2 separate regions of the Homo sapiens genome follow, and region 1 is linked to region 2. Evidence: read pairs that join two places in POLR2A ChIA-PET (ENCODE). Cell type or tissue: B cell. All regions are shown on one strand. Region 1 overlaps TMEM95 (transmembrane protein 95). Region 2 overlaps POLR2A (RNA polymerase II subunit A).

Evidence for each region. ChIA-PET counts read pairs that join two places held together with the same protein. Peaks named below come from ENCODE experiments on the same cell type or tissue, not always from the same donor. Only the 100,000 strongest peaks of a DNase experiment are listed, where the experiment ranks them.
Region 1: POLR2A ChIA-PET joins it to region 2 with 7 read pairs; 21 of 35 experiments call an interaction of 5 or more read pairs at or near these places.

Annotation. Positions count from the first base shown.
Region 1 is chr17:7,355,169-7,357,668 of GRCh38, forward strand. TMEM95 (transmembrane protein 95) reads left to right here. Exons shown (of 7, transcript NM_001320436.2): 1 at 1-205; 2 at 418-474; 3 at 670-750; 4 at 861-881; 5 at 1,028-1,108; 6 at 1,224-1,311; 7 at 1,431-2,051. The coding sequence starts at 37. The coding sequence ends at 1,464. Among named protein-coding and RNA genes, the nearest start is that of TMEM95, 1.3 kb to the left of the region's middle. RefSeq lists enhancers at 1-55, 56-582. In B cell, CTCF peaks have their summits at 1,035 (motif pointing right) and 1,235; a DNase peak (open chromatin) is centred at 1,033.
Region 2 is chr17:7,497,734-7,500,233 of GRCh38, forward strand. It overlaps POLR2A (RNA polymerase II subunit A), which reads left to right. Exons shown (of 30, transcript NM_000937.5): 7 at 1-137; 8 at 345-477; 9 at 1,306-1,430; 10 at 1,548-1,758. Among named protein-coding and RNA genes, the nearest start is that of POLR2A, 15 kb to the left of the region's middle. In B cell, no CTCF peak of the experiment used is centred here; no DNase peak of the experiment used is centred here.

The DNA.
Region 1 (2,500 bases), 140 kb before region 2:
GCTGGGGCAGCGCCGCCCCATCCCCCAGTGGTCCTCATGTGGAGGCTGGCACTAGGCGGGGTTTTCCTGGCAGCCGCCCAGGCTTGTGTCTTCTGTCGCCTCCCAGCCCACGACTTGTCAGGCCGCCTGGCTCGGCTCTGCAGCCAGATGGAGGCCAGGCAGAAGGAATGTGGGGCCTCCCCAGACTTCTCGGCCTTTGCCTTAGGTAGGACCAGACATCCAGGGATGGGCCCAGCAAGCACTCACCCCCCTACCCCCAGAGGGTGGCATGTGACCTTCCAGCTGTGCCCTCCATCTGTGGCCCTTTCTGGACATGCTGGCCTTTCCCTCTGAGAGAGCTCCATATCTGGGAAAGTCAGGAGAGACCCCAGAACCTGGGCTGATGAGGGAATCGCTGGTCCTTGCCCATCTCCACAGATGAGGTGTCCATGAACAAAGTCACAGAGAAGACTCACAGAGTCCTGAGGGTCATGGGTGAGGTCAAGGGGAAAGAGTGACCTAGGGGCTTGGGAGGATACCAAGGAGAGGGACGGGTGACAGGGGTTGGGGTGGGCAGGGAAGGGTGGAGGGGTAGAGACAGGAGGGCTGATCAGGGAGGGGCTGCGTGAAGAGAGGGGGAACTGGCCCCGTCGAGGCCCAGGGAAACGGAGCTGCTGTCTGCCTCCCCAGAAATCAAAGAGGCTGTCTCCTCACTCCCTTCATATTGGAGTTGGCTTCGAAAGACCAAGCTCCCTGAGTACACCAGGGAAGGTACCGATGCGGGATGGGCCTCAAGGGGAGCCTAGGGTCTTAACCAAAGGAATGTGTGGTGAGCAGCTCATCCATTCACACCCCCACCCCTTCCTTGTCTTTCATTTCAGCTCTCTGTCCCCCCGCCTGCCGTGAGTAGGAAAGGAAAGGGGTAGCAAGGACCTGGGGCCTGCAGGGTGTCAGAGGAGGGCCTGGCAGCTGCAGGAGGAAGCTGGGTACCAGGCAGGGTGGAGGCCCGGCCTCCCCTCCCCAGCGTTGCCTCTGCTGTCTCCTGCAGGGGGCAGCACCACGCTGTACAACTGCTCCACCTGCAAGGGGACGGAGGTGTCCTGCTGGCCCCGAAAGCGCTGCTTCCCAGGTCCTCACGCCCATCTTGGCCCCGCCCCACCTTGCCCAGATCCCTGAGCCCTTGGGCTCCCAAGTCGGTGCGTGTGGGTCCCAGAATCATTCACTGCCTCCTGGGTTCCCTGCAGGAAGTCAGGATCTTTGGGAAGCCAAGATTCTGCTCCTCTCCATCTTCGGAGCTTTCCTGCTTCTGGGTGTTCTGAGCCTCCTGGTGGAGTGAGTTTTGGGATAAAGACAGGAATCCTACCCCGCCCAGTGCCTTCCACCACCCATCCTCCCTCCCTCTGTCCCTCCCAGGCCCCTCCCGTAGGCTTCCCACCCTCGTCTTCCCTCAGGTCCCACCACCTCCAAGCAAAAAGTGGCTTGTGAAGACGCTGAAAACCTCCCAGCCTCCAGCTCTAAGGGGTATGCACTCACAACTTCCACATCCCTTGGAGGGGAACCAGTCAGCCCCTTAGTCCCAGCTCCAAAGACAGTCTCCAGACCCTAAAACCCAGACATCCCTGCTTCTGGTTGGTGAGATAATGAAAAACAAGAAAATCCCCAAAAACCCAGATCCCCCACAATCCCAGTGTCAGATGGCCTCCCGGGAACCCAGGCACCCACAGCTGGAAAGTTCCTCCCCTCCAGCCCTCAACCAATCACATGGCTGTCAACAATGCCAGGAAAATATCTACAGAAGGAAAGAATCCCCTACGCCACTCCCACCACACCCACACCCCCTTCTGCCTGTTCCGGGAAAGCGGGGGCATCTGCCCCAGAAGCTATTCCAGGCCCTCCTATGACTGATGGGGAATCCGGGAATGCATGTTCTGGAAAACTCACCCCACTAGAGTGAGATCACATCAGTGGGTTCGCGGGCATGCCCTCCCTCCATCGTGTTAACAGTTTGAAATCCTGGCCTCCCTCAGAGGCCTCCATCCTGCCAGGCCTAAGTAAAACTTGCTGTTCATGGCCTCTGCCCCTGCCTAGCCTCTGTCTGCAACTGGGGAGGGCAGAGGAAGGATGGGAGACTCTCAGAGTAGCACAGTGCTTCTCAGATGGGGGTGATTTTGCACCCCAGTAGACATTTTGCAACATCTGGAGTCGTTTTGGATTGTTTTAACTGGGGGGACGTGCTACTGGCCTCTGGTGGGTAGAGGCTAGAGATGTTGCTAAACATCCCACAACACACAGGAAAGTCCCCACAGCAAAGAATTATCCCGTCCAAAATGTCAGTGTTTACCAGGAAAGGGAGATAGGAGAAAAAAAAAAAGAAAAGAAGAAAAAGAAGAAGGAGGAGGAGGAGAAGAAGAAGAAGAAGAAGAAGAAGAAGAAGAAGAAGAAGAAGAGGAAGAAGAAGAAGAAAGAAAGAAAAGAAAGAAACAAAATGTCAGAGCATGGTTGAGAAACCCTGGTGTTTTGT
Region 2 (2,500 bases):
GGCAAAAGAGTGGACTTCTCGGCCCGTACTGTCATCACCCCCGACCCCAACCTCTCCATTGACCAGGTTGGCGTGCCCCGCTCCATTGCTGCCAACATGACCTTTGCGGAGATTGTCACCCCCTTCAACATTGACAGGTGTGCCTCCGTTGGAAAGCCCTTCCTGGAATGGCTAGGGAAGACATGGCCTCAGTGGCAAGGCTTCGAGAGTCTGCTCCTCCTACCTCGGGCGTGGGCTTGGAGCAAGGAGGAATTGAAGTTCTGAAGTTTAACTTCCACTCAGGGAGGGTGGCTGCAGGGGTATTTTAGGAAGCATTGAGTTCATTGCACCTCTTTCCTTCCTAGACTTCAAGAACTAGTGCGCAGGGGGAACAGCCAGTACCCAGGCGCCAAGTACATCATCCGAGACAATGGTGATCGCATTGACTTGCGTTTCCACCCCAAGCCCAGTGACCTTCACCTGCAGACCGGCTATAAGGCACGTAGCAGGCCAGGGCCTCTCTCAGCCACCTGAGCAGAAAGCTTTCCAAGATAGGGCAGGCTGGGTTAGGCCATCTGAGTCTGTCTCGTTCATTGGGATCCAGACTTGACTGTCTTGTTAAAGGCTGTTGCTGCCCAGGTGTGCAGGGAGCTGTTGGTCTCTGGCATTCAGGGTGGGGGTGGTATAAACCCGGGGCAGCTTGCATATGGCAGGGAAGAGGGATCCGTGGAGGAACAGTGCAGAAGGCTTTATGTTCAGAATCTCTCTTGCTTTTCTTCTAGACTGAGTTCCTTGAGATTGGTGAATGCTGTGTATTATTCATCCCTGATAACCTGGTGTTTGGCCCAGGGCCTTGTCCAGAGGAGTGTTTAATAAGTGTTTCAAGTGAATTAGCACCACGATGTCATCTCTTTTCAGTTTACAAAGGACTTTTTTTTTTTTTTTTTTTTTTTTAAAGAAGACAGTCTCGCTCTATCGCCCAGGCTGGAGTGTAGAATGCAGTGCTGTGATCTTGGCTCACTGCAACCTCTACCTCCCAGGCTCAAGCGATTCTTCTGCCTCAGCCTCCCGAGTAGCTAGGATTACAGGCGCGCGCCACCACACCTAGCTTATTTTTGTATTTTCAGTAGAGATGGGGTTTCACCATGTTGACCAGGCTGGTCTCAAACTCCTGAGCTTAAGTGACGTGCCCGCCTCAGCCTCCCAAAGTGCTTGGATTATAGGTGTGAGCCACTGCACTGGACTTGCAAAGGACTTTAGGTCCATTGTCCTTTTATTCTTAGATACCTCCTTCACTGAGACCTTTTCCTTACCTCACCTCTCTAGGTGGAACGGCACATGTGTGATGGGGACATTGTTATCTTCAACCGGCAGCCAACTCTGCACAAAATGTCCATGATGGGGCATCGGGTCCGCATTCTCCCATGGTCTACCTTTCGCTTGAATCTTAGGTCAGTCCCTGGCTGAGGGAAGCAGGCTGGAATTGGTGGGAGGCGGGCAGGCTGGGTGGCTCCTCAAGGTTTCGCTGCAGACATCTTCCCAACCCTGACTTTTCTCTTTAACTGTAGTGTGACAACTCCGTACAATGCAGACTTTGACGGGGATGAGATGAACTTGCACCTGCCACAGTCTCTGGAGACGCGAGCAGAGATCCAGGAGCTGGCCATGGTTCCTCGCATGATTGTCACCCCCCAGAGCAATCGGCCTGTCATGGGTATTGTGCAGGACACACTCACAGCAGTGCGCAAATTCACCAAGAGAGACGTCTTCCTGGAGCGGGTGTGTGGTCCAAATGGAAACCTGGCTTAAGTGGGCAGTGGGGCTCTGGGGTGCAAGGTGGAGGCTAGAGAGGAAGAGCTGTGTTTTTTTTCCTGACTTACCCAGCAGTGGTCTGTGAGATTGTCTTTTCTGGTGGGCGAACAAAAAGGGGGTTAGGAAAACTCAGGCCAAAAAGGTGTAAGGCGTTAATTCCCCATTTAATTCCTTAAAATTTCATGTAATACCAGGTATTGCCTGTAAAGGAAAGATAAAGGGAAAAATAAGTAAGACCTTGTTCAAATTTTATTTTTCTATTTTAACCTTCACTTATTTCCTAATTATTAAAAGAAATTTATGCTTATTGTTAAGAACAAAAACAAAAATTTCAGTATTACAATGAATTTTTAATTAAAAGTTTTTGGGGCCGGGCGCAGTGGCTCACGCCTGTAATCCCAGCACTTTGGGAGGCCGAGGCGGGTGGATCACGAGGTCAGGAGATCAAGACCATCTTGGCTAACACGGTGAAACCCCATCTCTACTGAAAAATACAAAAAATTAGCCGGGCGTAGTGGCATGAGCCTGTAGTCCCAGCTACTTGGGAGGCTGAGGCAGGAGAATGGCGTGAACTCGGGAGGCAGAGCTTGCAGTGAGCCGAGATCACACCACTGCACTCCAGCCTGGGCGACAGAGCGAGACTCCGTCTCAAAAAAAAAAAAAAAAAAGTTTTTGGGACTGGGCATGGTGACTCACACCTGTAATTCTA